7 separate regions of the Mus musculus genome follow, and regions 2, 3, 4, 5, 6 and 7 are each linked to region 1. Evidence: chromatin loops called from intact Hi-C (ENCODE). Cell type or tissue: gastrocnemius. All regions are shown on one strand. Region 1 holds the start of Myc (myelocytomatosis oncogene). Region 2 holds the start of Gm38563 (a long non-coding RNA gene). Region 3 has its middle 160 kb from the start of Gm41333. Region 4 has its middle 3.3 kb from the start of Gm22521. Region 5 has its middle 65 kb from the start of 4930449C09Rik. Region 6 has its middle 120 kb from the start of 4930449C09Rik. Region 7 has its middle 51 kb from the start of Gm30113.

The links. A loop is a pair of places that touch in the nucleus more often than their neighbours do. Peaks named below come from ENCODE experiments on the same cell type or tissue, not always from the same donor. Only the 100,000 strongest peaks of a DNase experiment are listed, where the experiment ranks them.
Region 2: it touches region 1 in a loop (3-fold over the local background); 23 of 42 quality-filtered maps call a loop at or near these places.
Region 3: it touches region 1 in a loop (2.5-fold over the local background); 2 of 42 quality-filtered maps call a loop at or near these places.
Region 4: a loop joins it to region 1, with 4 times the contacts of the local background. A loop is called at or near these places in 20 of 42 quality-filtered maps.
Region 5: a loop joins it to region 1, with 16 times the contacts of the local background. A loop is called at or near these places in 26 of 42 quality-filtered maps.
Region 6: a loop joins it to region 1, with 5 times the contacts of the local background. A loop is called at or near these places in 16 of 42 quality-filtered maps.
Region 7: it touches region 1 in a loop (2.2-fold over the local background); 7 of 42 quality-filtered maps call a loop at or near these places.

Annotation. Positions count from the first base shown.
Region 1 is chr15:61,981,926-61,985,925 of GRCm38, forward strand. It overlaps Myc (myelocytomatosis oncogene), which reads left to right and starts at 3,416. Exons shown (of 3, transcript NM_001177352.1): 1 at 3,416-4,000. In gastrocnemius, CTCF peaks have their summits at 1,505 (motif pointing right), 2,555 and 3,657; DNase peaks (open chromatin) are centred at 1,537, 2,567, 3,260 and 3,587; H3K4me3 peaks cover 2,496 bases; H3K27ac peaks cover 2,406 bases.
Region 2 is chr15:61,155,587-61,159,586 of GRCm38, forward strand. It overlaps Gm38563 (a long non-coding RNA gene), which reads left to right and starts at 1,571. Exons shown (of 3, transcript XR_875374.2): 1 at 1,571-3,604. RefSeq lists an enhancer at 2,051-3,145. In gastrocnemius, a CTCF peak has its summit at 2,135 (motif pointing right); DNase peaks (open chromatin) are centred at 2,128 and 2,547; H3K4me3 peaks cover 861 bases; H3K27ac peaks cover 750 bases.
Region 3 is chr15:62,503,408-62,507,407 of GRCm38, forward strand. No RefSeq gene overlaps it. Among named protein-coding and RNA genes, the nearest start is that of Gm41333, 160 kb to the right of the region's middle. In gastrocnemius, no CTCF peak of the experiment used is centred here; no DNase peak of the experiment used is centred here.
Region 4 is chr15:62,787,925-62,791,924 of GRCm38, forward strand. No RefSeq gene overlaps it. Among named protein-coding and RNA genes, the nearest start is that of Gm22521, 3.3 kb to the right of the region's middle. In gastrocnemius, no CTCF peak of the experiment used is centred here; a DNase peak (open chromatin) is centred at 1,931.
Region 5 is chr15:63,651,028-63,655,027 of GRCm38, forward strand. No RefSeq gene overlaps it. Among named protein-coding and RNA genes, the nearest start is that of 4930449C09Rik, 65 kb to the right of the region's middle. In gastrocnemius, a CTCF peak has its summit at 1,710 (motif pointing left); a DNase peak (open chromatin) is centred at 1,704.
Region 6 is chr15:63,599,340-63,603,339 of GRCm38, forward strand. No RefSeq gene overlaps it. Among named protein-coding and RNA genes, the nearest start is that of 4930449C09Rik, 120 kb to the right of the region's middle. In gastrocnemius, a CTCF peak has its summit at 2,423; a DNase peak (open chromatin) is centred at 2,407.
Region 7 is chr15:62,901,262-62,905,261 of GRCm38, forward strand. No RefSeq gene overlaps it. Among named protein-coding and RNA genes, the nearest start is that of Gm30113, 51 kb to the right of the region's middle. RefSeq lists an enhancer at 1,433-2,639. In gastrocnemius, no CTCF peak of the experiment used is centred here; a DNase peak (open chromatin) is centred at 1,926; H3K4me3 peaks cover 374 bases.

The DNA of each region.
Region 1 (4,000 bases):
GGCTATCCCCCCTTCCGTGGATGTTGAATACCTTGCCTGTTGCTCAGATGCAGTCAAGCATCTGATGATGCTTGAGGCATGATGCTGAGACCACTGTGTAGGTTGGTACAAATTCCCTTTCTATTATACCCACCCTTATGCAGTTATTTGGGTTTAAATTTTCAACGTTTTAAAAAAAAAAAAAAAAAGTATTGCCGGGCAATAGTGACGCAGGCCTTTAATCCCAGCACTCGAAAGACAGAGGCAGGCAGATCTCTGAGTTTGAGACCAACCTGGATGGTCTAAGGCCTTGAACTCAAGAGATCTATCCACCAGCTTGTATCCCATTTAATTGAGTGATTTGTTTGCTCTCTCTCTCTCCCGCTCCCCCTCTCTCCCCCCTCTCCCTCCCCTTTTTCAGTTCTTTATTTATATTTGAATATTATCTCTCTCTCAGATGTGTACTTGGTGACGGTCTTTTCTACAAAGGATTATCTGTTTCATGACACGCCATTTATTAATCTGCTTGTCCCTGGAGCTTCTGTACAGTAGCGTGACCTGATCCTCTAGCTTCTCCATCCCAGATGATTGGGATTCAAGGCATTCATCACCACGCCTACCTAAAATTCCAACCTTTTAATAAAATGGCTCTCTAAAATATTTTGGCAAAGGAATCTCACTCTTTCTCTTCACTAATATAGTTCAACCACCCAATTCGTAAGCAGTCGGGCTGAGGGTGAGCATCCTTAAGAACATAAAAGCAAAATTTGGAGGCTCAAGATTCAGTTTAGTTGCTAGAGGGCTCACATAGCATGCCCTCCCCACCCGGGATTCCATTCTCATTTATCGAGGCATAAGGCCAGGTGTGGTGGGATATGTGCTGGGATGCATAAGATCTTTTATAAAGAAGAGGAAGAGGAAAAACAGTTATACAAAACTAATAAAACTGTGTGAGTTTCAGGCTAGCAAAGAATAGTCGTGAGAATCTCTCTCAAAAAAAAAACCCCAAAATAATAATAATGATAATAATGATAATAATAATAATAATAATAAAACAAGGCAATAATAAGCTAATGCTCCTGCCTTGCATTCTGACTCCTTTTGCCCAGTAAAATTCAATGCTCTGCTTTGACACGTCCAGCTTACAACACGACAAAGGTGTGAGACATGGGTGCTAAAACTTGTTCTATTGCCTTTCCGTTTCTGTTAGATCTCCTTCACTTGTATACCTGTGACTCATTCATTTTCCCCATCCACAACTAGGGCTCTGTTTTGGGTGACTGTCAGAAAGTAGGGATGGGTTCATCTACTCCCCCTCTTTGCAACTGAATAGCCACCTCTGAACCATTTTTTTCTCTAGTAATTTCTCTTCCTTTGCCTCCTTTGCAGCCTAAAAGAGTCATTTAAAGGATGACCGGAAGCTTGTCTTAGGCAAGGAAGCATCTTCCCAGAACCTGGAAACCCTGCAGCCCTGCCCCCATCCGACCTCCGCCCTCGTTGGCTTCGCAACGCTGTGGTCTCTGTGGCCAGTAGAGGGCACACTTACTTTACTTTCACAAATCCGAGAGCCACAACCCGGGTGGTGGGGGGTGAGGGGGCGGGGAAAGAGTCTCTGCAGCAAAACGCAGACTAGGGATTGGTGGCTCTTGGTGTTTGAGGCAAAATCCTAGAGGCTGTAGTCATTTTGCAATCCTTAAAGCTGAATTGTGCAATGAGCTCGATGAAGGAAGATACTATCATTCAACAGCTGAATCCTAAATTGCAAACTCAGTGGCTAATAACAACTTTGAACAATGAGCACCTTATACACGCTACTGTATTTTCTTTTCTTTCTTTTTTTTTTTTTTTTTTTTTTTTAAACCGGGTAGCAGTGAGAGAGGTTTCTTTAAGTGCCTTGGGGCGAGGAGTCCGGAATAAGAAGACTTCTTTGGGTTTTAAAGTGTAGGATAAGCAAATCCCGAGGGAATATGCATTATATAATAAATCTAGAACCAATGCACAGAGCAAAAGACTCATGTTTCTGGTTGGTTAATAAGCTAGATTATCGTGTATATATAAAGTGTGTATGTATACGTTTGGGGATTGTACAGAATGCACAGCGTAGTATTCAGGAAAAAGGAAACTGGGAAATTAATGTATAAATTAAAATCAGCTTTTAATTAGCTTAACACACACATACGAAGGCAAAAATGTAACGTTACTTTGATCTGATCAGGGCCGACTTTTTTTTTTAAGTGCATAATTACGATTCCAGTAATAAAAGGGGAAAGCTTGGGTTTGTCCTGGGAGGAAGGGGTTAACGGTTTTCTTTATTCTAGGGTCTCTGCAGGCTCCCCAGATCTGGGTTGGCAATTCACTCCTCCCCCTTTCTGGGAAGTCCGGGTTTTCCCCAACCCCCCAATTCATGGCATATTCTCGCGTCTAGCGCCTTGATTTTCCCCACCCCAGCTCCTAAACCAGAGTCTGCTGCAAACTGGCTCCACAGGGGCAAAGAGGATTTGCCTCTTGTGAAAACCGACTGTGGCCCTGGAACTGTGTGGAGGTGTATGGGGTGTAGACCGGCAGAGACTCCTCCCGGAGGAGCCGGGTAGAGCGCACCCGCCGCCACTTTACTGGACTGCGCAGGGAGACCTACAGGGGAAAGAGCCGCCTCCACACCACCCGCCGGGTGGAAGTCCGAACCGGAGGTGCTGGAGTGTGTGTGTGGGGGGGGGGGGGAATCTGCCTTTTGGCAGCAAATTGGGGGGGGGGGTCGTTCTGGAAAGAATGTGCCCAGTCAACATAACTGTACGACCAAAGGCAAAATACACAATGCCTTCCCCGCGAGATGGAGTGGCTGTTTATCCCTAAGTGGCTCTCCAAGTATACGTGGCAGTGAGTTGCTGAGCAATTTTAATAAAATTCCAGACATCGTTTTTCCTGCATAGACCTCATCTGCGGTTGATCACCCTCTATCACTCCACACACTGAGCGGGGGCTCCTAGATAACTCATTCGTTCGTCCTTCCCCCTTTCTAAATTCTGTTTTCCCCAGCCTTAGAGAGACGCCTGGCCGCCCGGGACGTGCGTGACGCGGTCCAGGGTACATGGCGTATTGTGTGGAGCGAGGCAGCTGTTCCACCTGCGGTGACTGATATACGCAGGGCAAGAACACAGTTCAGCCGAGCGCTGCGCCCGAACAACCGTACAGAAAGGGAAAGGACTAGCGCGCGAGCAAGAGAAAATGGTCGGGCGCGCAGTTAATTCATGCTGCGCTATTACTGTTTACACCCCGGAGCCGGAGTACTGGGCTGCGGGGCTGAGGCTCCTCCTCCTCTTTCCCCGGCTCCCCACTAGCCCCCCTCCCGAGTTCCCAAAGCAGAGGGCGGGGAAGCGAGAGGAGGAAAAAAAAATAGAGAGAGGTGGGGAAGGGAGAAAGAGAGATTCTCTGGCTAATCCCCGCCCACCCGCCCTTTATATTCCGGGGGTCTGCGCGGCCGAGGACCCCTGGGCTGCGCTGCTCTCAGCTGCCGGGTCCGACTCGCCTCACTCAGCTCCCCTCCTGCCTCCTGAAGGGCAGGGCTTCGCCGACGCTTGGCGGGAAAAAGAAGGGAGGGGAGGGATCCTGAGTCGCAGTATAAAAGAAGCTTTTCGGGCGTTTTTTTCTGACTCGCTGTAGTAATTCCAGCGAGAGACAGAGGGAGTGAGCGGACGGTTGGAAGAGCCGTGTGTGCAGAGCCGCGCTCCGGGGCGACCTAAGAAGGCAGCTCTGGAGTGAGAGGGGCTTTGCCTCCGAGCCTGCCGCCCACTCTCCCCAACCCTGCGACTGACCCAACATCAGCGGCCGCAACCCTCGCCGCCGCTGGGAAACTTTGCCCATTGCAGCGGGCAGACACTTCTCACTGGAACTTACAATCTGCGAGCCAGGACAGGACTCCCCAGGCTCCGGGGAGGGAATTTTTGTCTATTTGGGGACAGTGTTCTCTGCCTCTGCCCGCGATCAGCTCTCCTGAAAAGAGCTCCTCGAGCTGTTTGAAGGCTGG
Region 2 (4,000 bases), 830 kb before region 1:
CAAAACGTCAGCTACAGCTGAAACAGAACAGGCAGGATCTTTGGCAGTGTTGTGTCCCCTTCCTTGAAGCCTCCAGTGGAGATCAGCTTTCAAACAAACTGCACCCTTGTGTCAGGAAGGAGGCGGGACAGGGTGGCGCAGCAGCATGAAGCAGAACCTTTATTCAGGGTGTGAGCTCCTGTTTCCTGGGACAGGGAGTGTGTTGTCCTTGGGAAATTCTGCCTCGAGTGTTTGCCTGTGTCATCACTTGAGTACAGAAAAGAAGAGTGGGATGTCTATAAGCAACTTCTTCCCTCTAGTCTTCCATGCGTCCTTTCTACCAGAGACTCCTCCACCTCTGTGGCATCTGACTCGATTGTTTTGGGGGGACCGGGTCAGCTTGCATACTTGGGAGCACAGACAGGACACACCAAAGAGTTATCACACACCTTTATCTGTCTGAGTTGGATGAGACCCTCACCAAGCATCCACCCCTCTTAACCACATCCTTGAGCCACCTAAACAGATTCCACTCTACATCACTGGAGGCCATTAGAATATTGTGGCCAGGCCTTTGTTTCTTTTTTTCTACTAGTTCACCTATCCACCCACTCCCTCACCTCAAATATGGCTTTTTGAAAACATAGGAGAAATCTTTATTCATTTATTTTTTATCTAGTTCCAAGCCTTGGCATATAAAAAGCAATCAGTAAGTTTCTTTGTATGACATCAGTATTAAGGGATATAGTTAATACCTTTTGGGATTCTCCCCGCCCTTTAACCTTCGCCATGTAACTGAGAATAACCATGTCTTGACAACAGGGGTAATCTTTTGGCAACTTTGTCTGTGCTGCTTGAGACCCTCAGTCAAGGCCAGGGAGATTCCTCCTAGAGGGTAGACCATAGACCTCCTTAGGGGAATAACAGAGCCGTATGTAAATGACTCTTCTCCCATGGATCAGGAGAACTAATGCCTGCTCAGTCTGTTTAATGCTACCTGTATGCATGCTTTTAGGGCTATTTGATACTACTGGATATCTAATTGATATATCTTCCTGTAGAAGACTGTTTCTCCCAGTCTCAGCATCCCTCAGTTACCGGTAGGTCTTTGGGTAGGGTTGAGGCCCCCTGGTCCTCCTCCCATCCCCATTAACACGTCTATTTTGTCCCTGTTCAGCTCACACTGAGATTTTATGAGTGTTGCTTCTGACATAACCAGGACCCACAATCTCATAGCAAATGATTTTAGGTGAATGCAGTCAGAAGTGGGATCAGATAACCTGGAACTGGAGTTCCAGAGGATTGGGGGCCACTCCGTGGGTGCTGGGAACTGCACCTGGTCTTCCAAACTGCAAAATAGTAAGCACTGCTAACCAGGGAGCCACTTCTCTAGCCCCTTAAGGGACCATTCTAAACAATGCAGGAAACCAAGACTGTGAAAGATGACATAAGATTTCCAGCCTCGATTATATTCACATTCAGTAGTAATAGTTCTCAAAATTCTGAGTGAAACAGAAGGCCCACAAAGAAGTGTGAGATCATGAGAAAAATATTTGTACCTGTTTTATTTATAAACTATTATCTACAGAATGAAAATCATTAACCTATAAATTACAGATTAGAGACAACAGATCAGACCTTAAAGATGTGGTAGTAATACATTAAGTTTCTAAAATAATGTTTTTTAGCTTAAAGGACATTTATTTTTAACTTAAAAGGTGAACTACATTTTAATTAACCTTGTGCCTTTAAACGCAGTCTGCAAGTTCTAGAGAACTCAGTTTTGACTTTGAATTCACCTAATGGAGGGATCAAGAATGTTGGATCCGGAGTGAGCTTCTTTTGAGGACTGTTTGTCAATAACAGCTTTTGCCACAGAGGGCTTTTGTGAGGATTAACCACTGAAAGGTACGCTAAGCCCCATGAACACCGACTTGCAAACAGTGGGACCTAGCTAATTGACTTCTCTCCCACTTTTCTTCTTCTTCTTTACTAGACTACTTCAAAGCAGAAGCTGTTTCAAAAGAGCAGGGGGCAGACAGTGAGGACTAGAGAGGAGAAAGCAGAGGAAGCCCAAATTAGTCCTTGTCGAGTCGAATTTGGTGGTCCGATTCCGATGCAGTTCCGGAATCAGCCACACGATGGCAGCACAAGCATGGTGGCCTTCTAACTATCGAAAGCTTGGGCAATTTAAATTCCCAGTTTTAAAGCTAGGGGCGCTTGGGTGTGTTTGTAGTTGTGCCTGCGAATCAAAGCTGTGCCCATCTTTAATAGTCTCAGCTGAGCTGTAACGCAGATCGACAGGAAAATCTACAAGAGCTTCACGGTCTTTCCCGAAAAATCCCAACAGGAGTTTGATAGTAAAAAAAAAAAAAAAAAAAAAAAAAGAAGAAGAAGAAGAAGAAAAAGGAGAAAAAGCACCTAACTTGGTATTCATTTCTAATGGGGGAGAACGTCCTTAAATCCGCGGCATCTGTTCCGCTGGGTTTGCTGTCAGTGAGCAGGTATTGCGGTTAATGAGCCACCAGCTTGCTGCTCCCAGGGCCAGGCTGGAGCAGTCAGCTGGTGCAGGGATGGGACCTGCAATCAGCAGCTGTGCACCGACATGCCCCGGGACGGAAAATGTGATTTGTGACACAGCAGCTTGGGAATAATAATGAAAACATAATTGCTCCGGGCGGATGGCTCGCTGTCTTTCAATTGCTAAGCTACTTCACCTCACAAGCGGGGAGCTGTGCTTCTCAGCTTTCATTTCTCTGGGACAACCAAAGGCACAGCTCTCGGGTATCCTGCTGCCCTTCTTAATGAATGTTTCCTTGAATCCCTGAGAAGAGCTGCGTTCCCTCCCTGTTCCTCCAACCAGGAAAATCTTTCCTCTGCTCCGACTTCGGCAGTAGCAGCCAGTCTGCTTAAGCAAAGGCCCTAGAGTCATGGCTGTGACTTGTTCTCTGCTGCCTATTAGTATTGTTGGGGTTTGCTTTGCATTCTGGGAATTTTGTTTTTCCTAGCCCATTCGCTTCATTTAGACTTCACACCCACGCCTCTTAAACCATTTCTCATCATGACTTTGGTCTTCAGGAGACTATCGCCTTCGGGACGATTATTGCCTGTGTAGGAATACTGGGATGAATAGAATAGGAATGCTACGATGACCCATGTCTAGAGTTTGCATCTTCCAGTGATGGAGGGCAGAGGACCCTAAGGAAGACCTCGCAGCAGCTTTGGTTTGATCTCCCAATTGGGGAAGTCCAGTCTCCTGGGTGTCATGTTTGGGATCTGAGATCAGTCACTGGGTGATGTGGGTGCTGTACCTCATCCCCGGGGCATCTGCCCTGGAGGGATGGTGTGGGCGGCTGTTGTAGCTCCTCACAGGATGCCCCCTGTGTACACAAACAATTCTACCTCATTTGTGCAGGGTGTTATTGCTGCCATGGGTTCTGGATGGCTGACCCATGACAAGTCGTTCAGTTTTTAAGTTTGGATTGTTTGGGAGTTCAATGCTAAAAGGAAGGGTTGTTCCCGCTAAAGAGGGTTGAAACTTCTTGTTTTCCCTTTCCCAGACTGATCATTTTGAGGCAAATCTCCAGTGGAGAAGAAGGGGAGTCTGCAGTTGCTCCCTGTTGTGGTGAGATTTATGTGGAACACTTTGTATTTATGCTATTTCTCTTTCACTTACTATTGCTTTTTTCTGTCCTGGTTTCTTGAGTTACCTTCCAAATGTACCGTTTTGGGTACTGGTTTTGAATTAACTGCAGTCTAGACTAAAACAAGGCCACCTGGGACCCAGAAATCAGAATGCAAATCCCTTAGTTAACACACACACACACACACACACACACACACACACACACACACACACACTCATACACTGCTGAGTCTATGGAAGGAAAGTTGAGTAGAAGATCAGTCTGAGGAGCTTTAGTCAAATCTCACCCATCGTACAAGTAGCTGGTGGTACGCAAAGGCCAGGCACCATGTTTGCTGGATTCTTTGGGCCCAAATCCCTGTGTATTCATAGGTG
Region 3 (4,000 bases), 520 kb after region 1:
CTTTGTCTAGCTTCAATAAGAGATGATGACCTAGTCTTAACTGCAGCTTGATATGCCAGGACTGGCTAATATCCATCAGAGGCCTCCTCTTTTTTTGAAGAGAAACAGAGGAGGAGTGGATTAGGGTGAGGGCTGTGTGTGGGAGGGGATGGGGGAGGACTGGGAAGAGAGAAGGAAGGTAAAACCACAGTTGGGATGTAAAGTCAATAAATTAAGTGAAATAAGTAATAATAAATGCATCTTGAAAGATGATGGCCCCCTCAGGGAGTGGTAGTTAGACCAATGAGTCTGGGACATAGGACAAGTACTGAAAGATGTTCTGAGAGCCAGCAATGGGTGGTGTGGACTTTGTTGCTTTTAGTACTGGAGACAGAGATTCTCAGAAAGCTGGCTCAGAATTTTGGTCTACACTGAAGGCTCTGCCAGAGTTCCTGCTTCCTCCTTTGCAGTTTTTGGTTGCAGAGATTGTCAGGAAAGCACCTGGTTTTTCACAGTGCTTGGGACTAATCTAAGCTCACAATGCCTTTTCTCATATTTTTGCAAGTCTCAGCTGCAAATGCCATTCATGTGTAACAGCCACTTTGCCCATACTCTCAGTTCTATCCTATCCCCATCTGCCTGCTCCTGAACACAGTGTGGAGCTCACAGAGATGCAGCTGTCCCTGCATTGGGCGCAGTGGCATGTCACTATCCCCTGTTATTAATGTAAGAGCTGAGCATGGCGAGGAGATGCCCTCCCCTTAGGAGCTGCATGAGAAACGGCTGAGAAACACCCTATTAAGACCTGAAAGAGGCAATTTCAATTTCCTGTGGCTGTGGTGATGCCACCAACATGGTGATTACATATGCTGAGCAAATGCCATGCAGCAGGATGCTCTGTAATTGTGGACCCCAGGCCATGGCTTTTAGATAGAGGTTCAGATGTGGAGAAAGGAACAAATCTTGCCAAGCTGTGCTTATGGGCAGCAGGTACTCAGCAGGTATCCATCTCAGGGTATCTCTGTCTCTGTCTCTGTCTCTCTCCCCCTCTCCCCCCCTCCCCCCGTGTGTGTGTGTGTGTTTCCCTCTGGTTTACCACAGTCATTCCATCACCATCTTGAACTAAAGATAACTTTGGCCAGGTAGCCATGGTAATAATCTAAGCATAGTAACACATCAACAACTATTTAATAATGGTATAGTAATAGCTATGTATCAGAAATAGGTCTATGGTACTGGTAATAGAGCTGCTAACACCACATAGTGGAAGGGGGCCATTTGAAGATCCTCACCTGGAATTCTACCCAATATTTCCGCATGCCTGCCCCATCTGCAACCGACCTCAGGAAAATGTTCCTGTAAATATAGGAAGCTGAAGGTTAAATGAGAGGAAATCCATGATGCAGTTTGATAAGGTTGCCATCAATTATGGAGGTGGGTTTGGTGGTAATGTAGCCGTGTGAGGGTAACCCCAAGTGCTACAAATAACCCTGCATCCAGTTCTATAAGTAAAAGCAATGAGCTCATTGATTACCCCCAGCTGGACTTGGTTGGCATCACTCCTATGGTGTATCCTTGGTGATCTAGTTGGAGTAAGTAGAGGTTTGCTCATATCTGCTCAGCAAATGTTCGTGTAATGTGTGAGTTATTCACATGAGAGGTCACAGGGGCTACAGGCCTAGAGATTGTTGCTACTAATAAGGTAGATTAGATTCAGAGGAGACTTATGGGAGAAGGTCATGATCACAGGGCTAGTTAGTGGAAAAGTAGGGACTGGAAATCAGAGAATCCAAGGGAAAGTCCAAATACTATTCATTTTTTTCATTACATATATATTGAATGCCTGCAGAGTCCTGTGCTTTCTGTAAGACAATCGGAATACATGTGGAATAAGAAGAAAGTATTTTTTCCTCAGAGATTGAAGTCTAACTATATCCTATAAGGGTTTCAACAAGCACACAGAAGGCAGGCTGAGGATCTAGATATATCTGGCTTGTCAGGTGTTGATGTTTCCTGAATCTCTAAGGCAGATAAGTTATGGCTGTACAATAGCATTTGTTTGTATTCAATAGCAGGTGGTCACAGGAATACTTGAGTGTGAAGGACTCCTAATACCTGAAGCTGGACTGTGTAACACTTACATGTTGAGGGCTTGCAATGTGCCTAGTTGACAGTGTGATGGACTTACATAAGAATTAAAATATTTCATTAACAACTTCTTATCTTGTCTTGATGCTACAATACTGGTACTCTGTGTATATTGGATTAAGTAAAATATATCATAAATAAATTTACCTGTCTCATTTTACTTTTTCAAAATATGGTTAATAATAAATTAAAAACATGTCTGCCTTTAAAAAGATTATTTTATTTTAGTGTGTGTGTGTGTGTGTGTGTGTGTGTGTGTGTGTTGTGTAAATGCATTTACCTATGAGGTTATCCTCAGAGACCAGAAGAGAATATAGGGTCCCCTGAAACTGGAGTCACAGGTAGTTGCAACCCATTGGATAGAAGTGCTGGGAGCAAACTCTAGTCCTCTACAAGAGCAGCAGGAATTCTTGACTCCAGAGCAATTTCTCTAACCCCTTGTTTTACATTTGATACTGTTGGATAATGATCACATGCCCAGAGTTAGATGGAGAGACAGCTACAGTTTTCTACAGTGACCCTGCAATCTCATTCTACACACAGCGCCAACACAAGAGGACATGAGGTCTGTAGAGTGGAGTATAGAGGCTCTGGGCCACTATATCTCTGAGAGTATAGCAGAAAGTTACCTTTGGGCTGGAGTCATACTGTCTGTGTTCTGATCCAGGTTGGGCTGGAGGGATTGTTGATTGGCTGAATGACTTTGGTTTTAGAGTCTCTTATCCTAGATAAGGAAATATAGTTCCTTAACCTGTGAACTACTTTTCTGTTTAAACAAAAAGTTAAATGCAAATAAGATGACTTACCTCTGGCAGAGTAGTGCTATAACTACTGATTCCCTACTTTCAAATTTTTTGCTCATTCTATAGCATTAATAATCCAGAAACACCTAGGCTCAGCACTTGATCTGCTCTCTGGTAGACTATACTATCCACCTTTGGATTTCAGTGGAGCTGTTGAGAAAAGTTCTGTGGCCACTATGTCAACTCAAGGATTAGACAATCTAGATGAGATGGTGTGTATGTGTGTGTATGTGTGTTGGGGTTTGCCTCTGGCTTAAATTTATGAACACAGACATATCATGGGCCTTTCCAAGTCTACTTTTCTTCACTTCTAAAATTGAAGCAGTTGTCTATATTTACCAAGATACGAAAGTTACATGAACTGTAAGCATGAAGACCTCCAATTAAAAGCTAAAATAATCACTTTAAAGATACAGAAAGATCTTGATAATTCTGGGAAGGCAGAGGTTAATGGGAGGTTGTTTTCACTGGGGACTAGGGGAAGAAACTGGGTTACAAAGATTTTACGAAATGTCTGTTGGCCATTAACTTAACATTTTTTGATTATAATATTTATAGTGGAAAATTTGGGGAATAACGTTAACAAAGAAAACAATTTTAAATCACACACTAATGCTAATGTAATGTACATTACTTAATTTGATAAGATAGAGGTGAAAGAAGATTCTGGATATTTAATATTATTTGAACACACAGGCTTGGCATGAGCTGGGAGGGGAATTTGGTTCTGTGTATAGAATATAAAGGAAGATAATATTGGAAACAAGTCAAATGGGTTTTGTATACAGAGATACAAAGAAACTTCCCCTTTTTCCTGAGAGGAAAGAAAGCCATTCAGTTTCAACTTTTTCTGAATCCCCTTCCTGCGGCCTGGCCTGATTTTATCAATTGACACATTGACAGAGTTTGCTATGAGAAATGCCCTCTTGTACCTAATAAGTGAACAGAGGCTTCTGAACATATATTTCCAAGTAGAATTGTCCCCACTAGAGTCTTCTTATCTTGTGTAAAATGAAGCTCCCTAGCCAGGAGTTCATGCAAGGCTTCTATGTAGTTGTAATTGACAGAAA
Region 4 (4,000 bases), 810 kb after region 1:
ACTCTTTGTTCTTTGTGACACACTGAATACAGTCATGTAAGTGGTGTAGTCTCTATGAAGCATCAACAAATTGTCCCCACATGGAAAAACAGGCTTCCTATTACTGTCAGATAAAATGTGTTGAAACCATATTTTCACACAGAATTTCCTGACTTTTAAATGTCATCTCGATCTTATTTTTAAAAACACCTAGCAGACTAAACTATGAGGCACCTGCTCTTCAGCTCTGCCTTCCAGTCTCTTTTTTCCTATTTACAAAATAGGGTTAACAACTTGTAATTGATAGTGTTGTAAAGACTGAAATATTTGACATCTAAGGTTGCTTTATATGAATTACTTTTATGAACTATATGCGCTATATTGTGAACTATATTTATTAGTGATTAAATAGTGAGGATACAATAAATTAGCTATGTAGATTAGGTTCCACCGTAGAAGTGACTAAATGCCTTATAACTTCCTGTCTAGAATATCACTGAATTCTTTGGATTTAAGGTTGAAGTCAATCAAAGACAGATGATCTTATCTTTGCCAGCATTTTAACTTGCTGTGCCTTCCTGGATAAGTGCCCTGTATTTGTAATGACTCTTAGTGATGAGAGGCTCTCGCAATGGATTAATGATGCCTACCAGAGTCTCAGTAAAATAAGTGTCCATACACATATATATCCACTGGCCATCCTTGGACTAGTTGAGTTTTCAATTCATGGTCAGCTCTAATAGCTTACCAAATGAGAATTGACCAAGTCTGGTTGTGTTCAGTATGTCATAATGCATGCCGAGGTGTGCACTCTGAAGTTCACTTTGGCAACAAAACATTAACTGATGGAGTTTGTATGTGATAGACAACCACACAAACCAGTTTTGCTTCTTCTTAATTTTATGCCGGATCTAGACCCAGGGCTTCACAGAACAGGTTGTGTTATCTAATGTCATCATTTCACAGTATACATGGTAAGTGCTTGCCTACTTCATCTAGGTTGAAGTAGAAAAAGAGGAAATTTCATCTTATATGTGAGATGTTAATAATACCACTGTGTGGATTTACTAAATGTATCACCTAGCATTTTCATTAATACAGAGAGAAAATGTATAAAATAGGAGAGGTGAGCAATCCCAGAAGTTTCTGTCATTGCTGCTCAAATGTTCCCACCAAAACCCAAGGGGAAGATTGCCTACATCGCAGTATCTGAAGCCAGGCATAAGAGGAAATGTTATTAAGGGAATCTTATTTCATATCTTAAGAAAAAGTTAAAGTACTCTCCATAGTAGGACTCTTTTCTAGTTTGTAGAGCTTTTATATTAAAATGTTCTAGTATAACTGCTGGACAAAAAAAAAAAAAAAGCATGGAAGTTTCCCTATGTACTTTTGGATCTCTAAATGCTTATAAGGACACACAGACCAATAAATACACAGTAAGTCTAGTAGATTAGCATTTCTGAATGCTCACAGAAGACACTATTAGTATTGCTAATGAAGAAGAAAAAGAGTAAGCTTCACAGCTGAAATCAGATGTGAGTGAAGGGACAGAATTATAATATTACCAGAAGAGTCTGTGCAAAGATTTGGATATATTCCATTGCACAGTGTCTCCAGGATACTGCAAATAGTTTTTGTACTGTTGGATATGAGGTTTCCAGACTGAATGAGGCCAGAGTAAGGGCGGTCCACTGAGTATAAGAAGTAACTGTTAGACACATCATCATCTTCTTAAATATGTATTCCTCATTATTCTTTATAATTGCCCCTGTTCTTGCTTAACTTCCCACTCACAGACCAAAGAACAGGTCAGGTGGAAGTGCTTATAAAAAATTATTATTCATCCATAAACCATACTTTAAAACCAAATCATCTGTGACAAACTCTGTCCTGGCCTTGGCCACCTATCAAAAGGATCCCTTTACTGGTGATCGGTGGTTCTCCAGGACCTGGAACGGAGCCAAGAAGGAAACAGCCACTGATGAAAGAGTAGGGTAGCAATTCAGGGAGCCCCAAACGTCTTCTCCAGAGTAAGAGCTGAAGGGTTCTTTAATAAAAAGCATTCTGTCTGTTCAGGAATCATTCAACAAGTACACCCCCACACCACACACACACACACACACACACACATCAGGGTGGAAATACCTTCTGAAAGTTAATAACAATCCACCTTCTGTGTGTAACCTTGTGATCCTTTTGAGGAAATATTTACAATAGAAAGCTACACTGTGCCACAGAACACCAGCTCTGTTTCTGGGTGCCTGAGGACCAGCATGGCTTTGAAGATGCCTTTTCCTCTCTGCTTCCTCTGGAGACGACCTGAACAGTGCCTGTCTTCTTGATCCTAGTAGCCCTACCACTGGCATGAACTTTAGAACATTTTCACATGCACAAGCCCAAGTCAACAATGTTGTTCTTGCTATGAATTGTTGGACATTAGGAAACATTTGTAATGCACTTCATCTTTTAACCATTCTATAAATATTCTACATGGGGAGTGATGGGCTACATTTCTGAATTACCTTGCATTATACCTATATCTTATCCAATTTTTAGACTGATGTGGTGGTAAGGTTTCTGGGAGTCATTGGGCTGACAAGAGGAGTATTTGTATAGTGGTCATGTCTCCAAATCTACCATACTATGGAAAATGTCTATTCACTCTCCTTTTTGCTTATGCTGTTCTAGATAAATTTCCTAATCACTCTCACTTAATCTATACTTAACCTCACCAGTCTAGTAAGAAAAAAAATACTATTTCACATATCAGAGCTATGGGTCTTGAGGCTCAGAAGAATTTATTTCCCCAATTTGAATCACTGCCAATAATGGAGCTGGTTTAGAAGCAAGAGTATTTGTTTTCCAAGAATTGTTCTCAAAGTCCACTTATGTTTAAGACCTTTGCCCTTGGGGTTCACATTGTCTGCATTGCTTCTTCCTTCACCCCTGATCATGGTCTTCTTGTTGTTAGTTGGTTTTGGGTTGGTACTTCCTTTAAGCTTTGAGGTTGGACTAGTTGCAGTGGCTCATGCTTTTAATCCCAGCACTTGGGAAGTCGAGGCATGTGAGTTTGAGGCCAGCTTTGTTTACTTAGTGAGTTTTAAGACAACCAGAGCTACATAGTAAGATCCTGACTCAAACAAACAAACAAACAAACAAACAAACAAACAAACAAAAGATATAAGCTTGTCAGAAATTCTCCACTGTATCCCCAGTTTTAGGCTAGGTGTTTGGTGTCTACTGACTGCTTTATAGATTTTATATTGTAAAGTCTGACAAGGTGTTGGCTATGGCGTTTATCTACCCATGTGACACAGAATAACTATCATAAAGCTGTTATTTAATAAGTTCTTAGTCATTTAATACAATCCATCATCTATTTTTGCATTTCTGTGATACTTAGTTTTACAAATGCTTCCATGTAAACTGGCTTGTTAGTGATATGCAAAAACAAGTAGGATCAGTAATTTACTACACCAAGTGAGACATATGATTAATATCAACACTGTGGATTAGCTACAAGAGTCTGATTAACACTAATGTGTTCCTACATATTATACATATGTAATGCTATCAAGTATGTTAAATATTAAAGCACAGTAGTGAGTTATTAAGAGACCAACAATATAATTTTTAAATAAAAGTATACTCCAGCAGTGCATATAACTCTGTATTGGTGGTAAAAGAGCACATACTAGTCCCTGCTGTATGAATGAACCAAGTGTAATTTTTCACGAGATTGTCCTCCTGTTTTGCACAAATGAAAACTTGATCCTATTGATGAACTCAAGATGTTTTCATCTGATAGTTTTACTTTTTAAATTTACCTTTATTTATCTTTCTGTGGATTTAGTCCACTGTAGTCATTCAACATCTTAAAGGATGAATTTCCTCATAAGAAATAAGAAGCATGCATGTGGTCCTGCCATTTCAATAACACCTGGCAATCAGTGTTATCTTCCTGTGATGTATCAATTGAGTCTACGTACTCGAGCCCTGATGCCCATGATCTCAAATTGTG
Region 5 (4,000 bases), 1.7 Mb after region 1:
TGTGTGCTCAAGGATGTGAACTCTTATAAAGAGGATTTTTTTTCTGGGAGAAATATGAAAGAAGGAATTGGTTTTCCTTGCCATGTACAACTGAGAACAAAAGTGGGAGGAAGGGAAGAAACAGGCGCACTTGCTGGGCTGTTCACCATCATCAATGCATATAAGAAACATCAAGGTGAGAACAAACAAGGTACTGCTGTGTGACGGGAGGCAGAAGTCAGCCACGGGAAGAGTCTGCCAATAGGGCTACGCATTAGCTACAAAGGGAAATTCAGAGCCTTGGCAGCAGAGAAGCCTGGCAGAAAGGACCTTAGGCAAATAGCTCACATCACCAGTAATGAGGGAAGCTGGCATTATGTGTATCCACCATAGTGCTTGAAAAGACACAGTAGCCCTTCCACGATGCTGGGGCTAGAAATGCGGGAGTTGAATCTGATCACAAGGCATCGTGGGGAAAACTGGCTTGAGGAAGAGTCTACAACATACCTCAATCTGTGTCCTTCCAAGGTAGTATTGTCGCAAAAGACAGGAAGCTTTTCTGAGCTTAAGGAGGCTAACGAAACTCAAGTTTAATGTGGGACTCAGCTCCTCATTTTGGCATGATTTGTGATTGGGACATTAGTAAAACTCACATGAAATTCACAGATTAAAGGAACAACTTACCTCGCTTTAATGGCTTAATTGGTTGCAATCCAAGAATTGAATGAATATATATATATATATATATATATATATATGTGTGTGTGTGTGTGTGTGTGTGTGTATATACATATATATACATGTGTATATATATATATATATATATATATATATATGTATGTATATACACACACACTTTTGGCACTATGTCTAAAATATATTTTATATATGATATATACATATATGCCATATATAGACACATATGTATATGATACACATTTTTAAAAAACTTGGTCAGTTGCATTGGGAAAATTACTTATACTGTCCTCTTGGTTTTATATTGTCAGTATCAACAAAAGGGGTATGGTGTAGAAACCCCTAACCCCCACTCTGACACACACACACACATCAAAGACCAGCACAAAGCATACCAGAGTGTGAGGCCTGAGCTGAGTTTCTGTAAACCCATATATGCCATATGTGTCTCACACCTTTCTCATTTATCTTCAAGGCTTCCAGTGTCCATGATAAGATGGCAATGATGCAACATGGACTCATTTACTCATTGATGCCGTCCCATAACGACCCATCCACACTAGCTAGGGCTTTTAAGATGTACCCCCTAGGACCCACATTCCACATCTCATCTTCATTCCTGACAGTACAGCAGAATATCCCCGCTACTGCTACACACCATGCTACCACAGGTCGATCATGAACAAGCCAGAAGACAGTTTGGCCCCTCGAACTATCAAACTCTTTGTTGACCTGGACTCTTCTTGTGAAATTTAGGTCACAGGGTCAGCACCTATCTGTCCTACATGCCAGACCAGGGACCCAGATTGTCTGTGGCACCTACACAAAGCACAGATAAAAACAAAATCAATCTAGATCAGACTGCTGCCATTTTGGAAATTCATGGGCTGGACCATCCCAGTGAACGGACACAATGTTGTCCTCCACACCCAAATGGACCCAAGAACTAAATTAGAAAATGGAGACAAAAAGTTGTTTCCTCCTCTTAGCCGATTAGGACAATCTAAGGAAAGTGCAAGAGCGCCCCCTGCTGCCAGTATTTGGAATTGTTTGATTCACCCTGAACATAGTTCAGCTTCAAGATGTGCAGCCTGGAGGCTTGAAATCAAGCCTCCTGCTCCCAGTGCGCACATTTTTCAAACACTACGCACACAGCTGCCCTTAAGCCAGTACTTAAGACTTCACCTGCATTATCTCGCTTCATCCCTTGAACAGTCTCAGGGCCTGGCAGAACAGCTACCATTGTGGCCTCTAACAGACAATTTAAAACCAGCCATGTAAGATGGTGTATAAAGTTGCTTACTCAAGGTCAGAGAGACTCTTTTTTTTTTTAAAGTAGCTCCATCTTTAAAATATGACATTCCTCCAAAGGATCTCTTCTAAATCCCCTTGCATACATAACAACCTAAGCTATATGCTGTATCTCCTAGGTGCACAGGACTGGGGAGTGAGAATGGGGTTCAAAAGCAATCCAATGATGTGTGCCTTTGTAAATCTATACATTCGTTAATGCTGTTATTTTCTCCCATGAATTAACAATTTTTACTCTTCTCTTGCTAACATGTACCAGGATAGAAATGAGTATGGTATATGTGTGTCTTTGTAAATCTATACATTCATTAATGCTGTTATTTTCTCCATGAATTAACAATTTTTACTCTTCTCTTGCTAACATGTACCAGGATAGAAATGAGTATGGTATATGTGTGTCTTTGTAAATCTATACATTCATTAATGTTGTTATTTTCTCCATGAATTAACAATTTTTACTCTTCTCTTGCTAACATGTACCAGGATAGAAATGAGTATGGTATATGTGTGTCTTTGTAAATCTATACATTCATTAATGCTGTTATTTTCTCCCATGAATTAACAATTTTTACTCTTCTCTTGCTAACATGTGCCAGGATAGAAATGAGTATGGTATCCGAATAAAAACTTCTGGATTACAAAGCGCATAGATCCTACTCCAAGGGGTTAAGGTTCTCAAGTGGGAAACAGAGAAATCCAGTGTGATAAAAGAGCTTCTCTTCAGGGACCAGTGGCTATGAAGAGTAAGATAAAAAGTCCTATAAGCGTTTGTACCAACTGAACGATCGTTTCCTCAGAGAAACTATAAAGCTATCCTCAGCCTTCCTCGTAATGTTGACATACAAGAGTGTGTTTCTCTGTTGAATATACAATGAAATACTGTTTGTTCAAATTTGTGTTCTTTCCGCTGGACCCTCAAATGGCAATTGAGAAATGGAGACAGATTTTGTTTTCCCAAGGTGGCCTGGTACAACTCCCAAAATGGAACTTTGTGTCGTTAGAACAGTTGAGAGGATCGTAGAAAGATGGACCCAAATATCAGCCAGAGAATTAGACCAGAAAATGGAACCAAAGTACCTGTCAGTCCAAGGATGTAGTGGCACTACGTGTACACCAACTGGGAATGTTGTGGTCCCAGGGGAATTAATATGAGAACCTATGATTACACACACGTGGCTCTTCTCAAGGGGGGTCTGGGATTGGTGGGAAACAATGGGTTTTCATGTCTAATAGTCTGAGTCCACAGTGGGAGACAGCTATTTCCCTAATCTTCCTGAGGTCATCTTTCTGCCTAAGGGTCATCTTTCCAGGTCAGATGATAGCTAAACTTGCCATCCCTTCAACATCAAGAACATAGAGTTTCAAAGGGTGAATTGCTGGGAGAAAAGGAAAAGTCAGGAAGACCAAAGGGAGACATTCAAGAGCTGGCATGCCACAGTCCCACACTTTTCTCAAATCCAGACTGTTCAATATCAAATTGTTGGCAGGCGGTTTGCATGGACTCTGCTCTGTGATAGCTGGGTACTACGTGAAAGAAAATGTCACTCTGTTGTGATGGGTTTAGACATCATGAAAGTTCAGAATACATAGACTCCAGGGAGTCTAAAGCTATCAGATACTGGTACTAGAACAAGGGAACGTACTGATGCGTATCTTAGGAGAAGACATGCATTGATCAGTTCAGTTTTAAAAGTGAATTTGAAAGAAATAGAAAAGGCACCATTCTTGCAATTTGAACATCAAGATTCAACCTCAAGTCTACTGTTCACTTATGTTGTGATCTTGAGCAAGATAGCAAATGTCTCAGACCCAAAACTGTCATCAGTAAAGTGTGCACAATGTTAGATGCAACTAGTTCCGGTTTGTCATACAATCCTGGTAAGACAGCTGTCATTACCCCATAGTTCACAGCAGAGGAAACTGATGCTCAATAGGTTAAATGAACTTCCAAGGTCAAAAAGCTGGTAAGTCAGAGCCCAGCTACAAAGCCAGGCACTGTCATGGGTCTTTCACA
Region 6 (4,000 bases), 1.6 Mb after region 1:
TCATGCCCTAGTCAACAAACTTCTGGAATCAGATGTGGAGTAACAGTTATATCATAGCTTCTGAAGACAAATTTGTGTGAAGCATAACTAGGTTCTCTGATCAGTATCTCACAAGGCTGAAGTCAGTGAGGCTGTGCAATTTTTTTCTTTTTTCTTTTAATTTTGTATTGGTTATTTTATTTATTTACATTGTAAACATTATCCCTCTTCCCAATTTCCCCTCTGGAAACCCCTAATCCCCAGCCCCCTCCCCTCTGCTTCTATGAGAGTGATCCCCTACTCACCCACCCACTCCCACCTCACTGCTCTAGCATTTCCCTACCCTGGAGCATCAAACCTTCACAGGACCAAGGGCCTCCCCTCCCATTGATTCCAGATAAGGCCATCCTCTGCTACATATACAGCTGAAGTCATGGGTCCCACCATGTGTACTCTTTGGTTGGTGGTTTAGCTCCTGGGAGCTCTGGGGAGTCTGGTTGGTTGACATTGTTGTTCTTCCTATAGTGTTGCAAACCCCTTCAGCTCCTTTAGTCCTTCCCTTAACCCCTCCATTAGGGTCCCCATGCTCAGTTCGATGGTTGGCTGTAAACATCCCCATCTGTATCAGTAAGGTTCTGGCAGAGCCTCTCAGGAGACAACCATATCAGGCTGCTGTCAGCAAGCACTTCTTGGCATCTGCAATAGTGCCTGGGTTTGGTGGCTACATATGAGATGGATCTCTAGGTAGGGCAGTCTCTGGATGGCCTTTACTTCTGTCTCTGTTCCACTCTTTGTCCCTGTATTTCCTTTAGACAGGAGCAATTCTGGGTAAAATTTTGAGAGGCATGGGTGGCCCTTATGTGGAGTTTGATTCTTCTTCCAAATTCATTCTGGCTCATGGTTGTAGATTACAAGGCTCAATCTTCTACTTGGCTGCTCATCTCTTTGAGACCACACCTTGACCTTCCATGTGGCACTCTCACAAATTGACATCTTATTTCTCCAAAGTCAGCAAGAGAATCTCTATTCAGTCTGCTATACAAGATTTTTGCCATACAAAGTAGCTATCTTATCCTGATTGTTAAGTAGAATAACCATTTATAGGGTGGTATCCCCAATACAACTAGAGCTTACACTACGAGGGAGGGTTTATACATAGAATATATATTTGATGGATATGTAGAAGAAATTTTAGGGAACAATTTACAAATCCTGCTTATCAAATGGCCCAAGCATTGGTATCTTTATTCCATACATAAAATAAAATGTATAACAAAATAAACAATTTCATAAGAGAAAAAAGTAATACAATTTTCAAATAGAAGGGCTGGAGAAATGGCTCAATGAGTAAAATGCTTGCTGCATATACAGGAGGACCTGAGCTCAGAATTCCAGAATCCTTGAAGCAAAAGAAAGAATTAGATAAAATATCAAGGAAAAGCATAGACTGAAACAAAAAGAAAGTAAGATATATATTGTAAACTAATGTTCTGAAGATGCACATTGTCAGAATGGATTTAAAATATGTAAAAGGGTATAAGGAATATTTTAAGAGAAATTAAGGTTAAATAGATCTAAATGGATATGAATGTATATTGAATGGTATAAATATAAGATTGATGGGTTTCCCCAGTTACTTTTCTCCAGAAAGGACGAGCCAACTCTCAACTATGTGGGAGAGAGAAAGAGAGTAGTAGTCTGCTTCTGGAGAAATTGCAGACAAGCATTTCGCAAGCCAGAAAGCATCTATAATGTCTGCCGTGGACTGTGTCTTGTGAACCAGACTCTCTGGAAGCTGAGACAGAATTCCATTGACACATAAAACCCCATTCTGTTAAAACTTTCAGGCTCTGGTCCTCACTGCTCAGACTAGTGCAGCCCCACTGACTCAAGCTGACTATCCCCTCCATATTATCTCACATGTTAAAAAAAATTAATTAAGATGATCATAGTCCCCCTTGATTTTTTTTTTTTTGACCTTTGCTCTTCTTGAGTAAAACACTAAGAAGACAGAAATTGTCTGGGGCAAGAGACTTACACCTTTGTGAGTGTGGCATAGCAAGCCAGCTGTGCAGAAATAGCTGTTTGATCACGTACATGAATGTGACTGCTAGAGGAAAAATAGTTCCACCAGTTATTTTGTAGGCTGTGGTGAGATTTAACTGAGAAAGTCCATATGAGGCTGTCATCAATGTCTTTCATCCAATCTGTCTCTTACCAGATATCTCTATCAGGGAGGTGGGAGATTTATAGAGCCACACCCATCATCTCCCTGCAAAGGAAGGAATCCAACCTGCATACCTAAAATTTGCAGAGCCTTGAAGCCATTCTGAAGATTGTGCGTTGGATGAAACTGGATTCCCAATAAAGGACTCTGTGACAGGGTATTGCCCAGCCTGAGGCACTGACTACTCCAAAGTTGGACTGAGCTTGCCATCTAGAGGACACCAGGGGACAGACAGTCCCTACAGGGTCTTCGGTAGACAAGACCTTGGCACCTTAAGACAGACAAAGCTCCCTCTCTAAAGGACATTCGTTGAGGGTTTGACTGTCCAAGCATCATAGGGGCAGAGAAAAATACAGCCTCTGCCCTTGGTGCTCTAACGTGAAAATGAGACTCGCTTTCTAGAAGGATGGAGAAATTTCCTCTCGCAGATGTGTCCACTAATAAATCACAATGCCAGCTAAGGTTTCTCTCTGAATTAGATCTCAGTTTTCTTGACACTCAAGCTGAGGTGGACATCAGAAGTCCTCACTGCTTCATCTTGTCACTAAAGGGTAACGCCAGCCAGCTGAGGCCACACAGCTAGAAAGTAGCAGAGACAGACTTTGTGGAGTAATACTGGAAGTACCTGTATCAAGAGACTGACCTGTGCCTGAAGCAGCCAGATGCCATGGACCTTGTGGGAAGAAAACAGAGCAAGCAGAGACTCTGGGCTGTTGGTATTTCAAGGGCAGATTTTTATAAGTCAGACGTATTCATATCTTGTTGAGGCCCTAATTTGCCAGTGATGGAAGAAATGAGGAACTTTGGCCTCTGGCCTAGATTCACATAACTCTTCTCACCCTATAAATCCAGTGAGGCTGGAGAAAGTTTTTCTGACTGTATATACGCTTACAGTCTAAGAATCCTTTACCTTTTGAAAGGTGCCAATGTGGCTACATACAATTCAGGGCATTTAAACTAAAAAAGAAAATCTCTTTTCCAGAAGCAAGTCTGTAGGCCAGAATCCTAAACATTTCACCAATGTATAGCCTGTCCATATTCATGCTATCACTTACCATTGCATTCACAGTTAGTTTACACTTGTATGCACAGTCAGTTAGCAAGTGTGAATTCTGAATGAGCTGTGGTTAGGCATCAAGGAGACAGTGATGCCATGATATTCACAGCCACTGTCCTCATGCATCTTACATAGTTAGGAGACTATGAGAAATGCCCCAAAATGGCACCCCTGAGTAGACATTGAGGATTAAGTAATAACAAACTGAAAGTGAATTTGCAGTTGCCTTTCTACTCATTCTCTGTGTGGTCACTGCACCTTTGGTACCCTTTTCTTAGAGCTTCCCTCACTCAATGTATTCTTTTCCATCTTTTTTTAAATTTTGTTAAGTTTTGATATAAAAAAAAAAAACCTATCTATACACATGGACTTTCTGCTTCTGGAGGCCAGCGAAAAATTCTATCTATCTCATAATCTCCCACATTTTCTAGAGCCAAGAATCAAGATAGTAGATTTGGGTTGAAATTTTGGATAAATCAAAGGGTCAAATGTTTCATCAATCTGCCAGTCAATTTTAAGTATTACTGACAAAAGCATATCCATGAAGTCTTTCATTTGTAATGTGTGAGACTCTAAATGCAGTTAGTTGGTGATCAATGAAAATTTTAAAGTTACATGCTTCCGTCCAAGCACATCATTGCAAGTCATTTGTCATGTGTTGCACAAGGGATCTGTCAGAAGTGATGCAGAGTGTCGGTTAAGACAGACGGGCCTTTCCATAAATAACCATAAGATGC
Region 7 (4,000 bases), 920 kb after region 1:
CATAAACCATGAATGGACAATGGTTGATGACTCACTGCTAGACTGGGAGTTAGCTAATCTTCTAATACAGCATAGGGCCATTCGGCCAGGGAATGTTATATCCCAAATGGGATGTGCCCTCCTACTCAATTAATAAGACAATCCCCAACAGACATGGGTACTCACAAGTGAATCTGTTCTGGGAAATCCTTCAGTTGAGGCTGCTTTCCTAAAAGAATCTAGGTTGTGTCAGGTTGACAATTAAAACTCTAGCGGAAGTTCGGTGCGATGTTTTTGACACATATACTCCATCTGCAATTTGTAAGTTGAGATGAACATATCTAATTGTTTGAACTCATCACTTCTCATGGTGGAAACTTAACTGATTTTTGCATTATGCAGTTGCCAATTGTTATTCATACTCACTCTACTGAATGTCTACCTCTTATTATAGTATAATTTATTACACTTGTATGATCAACTTTTCAATCTTCCCCTTCCCCATCTTCCCAAGCCTACAGGAACCGGCATTTTATTGTAACTTTCTATGAGATCGATTCTTTTAGACCTCTATGTATGAGACAGATCAGAAATGGTACTTGACTTAGTTCATTTGATAGTATCACTTCCATGTTCTACCCATAGTGTTACAAATGACAGGAAAACATCTTCTCTTATAGCCAAATAATATTTCATCATACCTATGTATCACACTTCCTTCATCTACTCATCTGTTGATGGATGTGTGTGTTGTTTTCACTTCTCAGCTATTGTCAATAGTGCTGGAGTAAGCGTGGGACAGTACACATCTTTTCAACATACTGATTTAATTTCTTTTGGATATGTACCCAGAGCTAGTATTGCTAGATCATATGGTGGTTCTATTTTTAATTTTTTCGAGGAACCTCCATACTGTTTTCCATATGGCTGGACTGATTTGCATTCCCACCAGCAGTGTGCAAGGGTTTCCTTTTCTCTACACACAGCACTAGTTATCTTTGGTCTTTTTCGTAATGGCCATTCTTGACTGGGTCGAGGAAACAACTCCTGGTGGTTTTGATTTGCCTTCCTCTGATGATTAATGACATAACCTTTACTAGTGTCCAATCATCTGGGAAGTGTATCCCTCTAGCACACCCAGGAAGACTGGAAGAAGCACAGAAACTTACCAGTTTACTTCTTCTGACTCTTTCCCAGACATAGATCTTAGATTCATGCTATTCTACACCCTTGCCACCCACTGTACTCCTTCCTCTGAATTTGGGATGGCAGCCTCAATAGTGTGTGTGTCTTTGAAAGTTAAAACTATGCTGAACATGGATAAAAGCTAACTGGACACAATTAATCCTTAATCATTATTTGAGATGCAAGCAGACACCCTAAAGTTCAGGAAGCCAGACTTCCTGGATATATCCTCCTTGGGAAGTACAACCAACACTCTTCCGTTTCCAAGTTTTCACAGTTCTGTTGCTGTGGGCACTCCTTTCTGTCTAGATGGTAATTGCTTTCACTTCCTGGGAGCTATCATCCCTGAAAAAGCGTTGCATCCTGACTCAGGATGCTGAGGGCGGTGGCATGTGTGTTACAGAAAAGGCAAAGAATAAATTGTTTATTGACTGTCTTAAAAAAAAATACACCAGATAGGCCTATGTACTTAGCAGATGGGCATCTGGACAGATGACAAATAATCATCTTTTGTTTGAAAATTAAAATAGAACCAATGGGGTAAAAGGTGTAGAAAATGCTCCCTTCTTATTTCCTGAGAGTGGAAAACAAACCCCACCCCGCCCCCACCCCTTTCACTTGTTCAAGAGAGGTCTGCACTTTGGAGCTAGTAAATCTGCTTGGCAGGTAATCTGCTACCCATCTGCCAGCTGCTTCGTTGGCAAAAGGCACATCACCATCGCCATGGCAACTCACAGGCAGGCAAAGGGCACGCAGGCCTGGCTGGAGGCCAAGGTAATCCGATGGCACTGGGCTTTGTTAATAGAAAGAGAAAAGCAAGTGGGCCAGAGCGTCTTGCCTCTGCCTTTGCCAGTAAAGGCTGGACGGGAGCAGAGAGCAGGGCTAATTAACCCGCTGGACCAGCTGTTGACTGCCTCTTGCCAAATCCGACAAGTGGCCAAGGTTTGTCTATTCCTAACCCTTGTCATCTTCCAGGGAGGCTGGACCCTGGGGGAACAAGAGCCTTTTCTCAATGATGTCATCTGAGTATTTGTAGAATTTCCTCTTTGTGGGAAAGTTTTCTGGCAAAGTATAAAGAGACTTGACTTCCCTCGGAAGACCCCGTTTCCTTTTGAATGTTGAAGCGATTTTTTCTAAATGAGAAACAAATCTGGGATTATAGGGAGAAGCAGGATGGTGGGGGTGGTGGGATATCCGTGCTTTAGGCCGTGCATTGTATTAGGAATCCCATCTGAGGCGCCTTTCATCCACCAACATTGCTTAAAAGAGCACACATCCCACAGAATGATGAGTACAAATGAATTGTTTTCAAAAGACCATGTCGTGAGGGAAAGGGAGCTCACACATATTAATTTCTTACGTTATGACAGGAAGGACACGTGTATGACACACCTGTACCCGAATGCAGAGACGATGACTTAAGTCTGCAAGGTCAGGGTTAAAACTGCACAGGGGAACACAGTTTCTTCAAGGTGGAGCTCACTAAAGCCTACATCTGATAAACAGCCTCCTTCTCTTCCCTTCTCCTCTTCTTCCTTCTCCTTCTAGTCCTCCTCTTCCTCTACATCATCATCATTTGCCTACACTAATAGTTCACTGATACAGGATTATTGATGTAATCATCCTGAAGAATGTTTTATTGCTTAAGGAAAAAATAACCTGACAAAATATTTTTATGAATCAATCAGCATGCTAGTGATAAAAGATTTACAAAGCTAAAGAACCTAGCTCGGCATCAATTTTATTTCAGATTATAATCCTACATTGTGTCTTATGCATGAAGCATTTCGTGTGCGTTGCCATTATAATGCAAAATACATGTTCTAATCCCATTTTGTGAAGAAGGCAATTAACATGTAGGAAGCATAAAGAAGACATGTAAAAATAGAGTACAAGACAACAGACTGAGCCACAGTTGAAAATCTGGACTATGACAGCTACATATGTTTGCAACCTTAAAGCCATAACAAGTGGAACTCAGTCTATAGAAGGGAGAAAAAAGGATTCCCATGATTGAGAAACTGAATGAACATGAGAAAGGGCAGTGGAGACAGTAAAACAGGCTGACCCTTTGCCCCTGGAAGTCCACCCACAATCAGGAAACACGAATGTCTGATCTCTGAAGCTAGATTATTTTTTTCCTGGATAGAAATAGTACTTCCAGTGGGAAAGTGGTCATGATGGAGAGGGAAAGAAATTCTAGGGTTGTCTGTGGCCTTGGCTTGTAACATTTACAGCATTTATCACTAAGAAAAAAGCAAGTTGTAGGTTATCACAGAGCAGACACCCACTTGAGAACAATTATTGTATCACTGTCATCTCACTTAATGCTTATGTTGTCTCCATGAGATCAGAACTAATGTTTTATAAGTTCCCTGACATCTATGAAGAACTGAGTTGCAGAACACAGTGTAATGACCTATGCTAAGGACAAGCTTAGCATAGGCATCTTTCTTTCCCCTGTCTCATTGTAATCCTTGCTTTCTTGGATACACCATGCAGATCCTTACAGTTCCAAGGGTAGGAATGATGTGTTTGAAACTGACTGTGAATGAACCTGGGTAAGGGCAATCAGAAGTTGAGAAGAAATAGATGTTCAAGAAAGGATGCTTAATAGTAACATGAAGCAGGAACAGGCAATCCCTCTTCCATTCAAAGAGCCAGAATGAAGATGGAAAGTGAAGACATTCTGGCACAGGTCAGTTTAGGGAGACATCAAGAGCTAAATGGATAAGAAACTCACGAATCAACTGTGGAAATGATGAATATCCAAAACGATACTTAAGGACTGTCATGGTACAAGAGAGCCATCTATGTGGCCAGGGGCTTGGGCAAT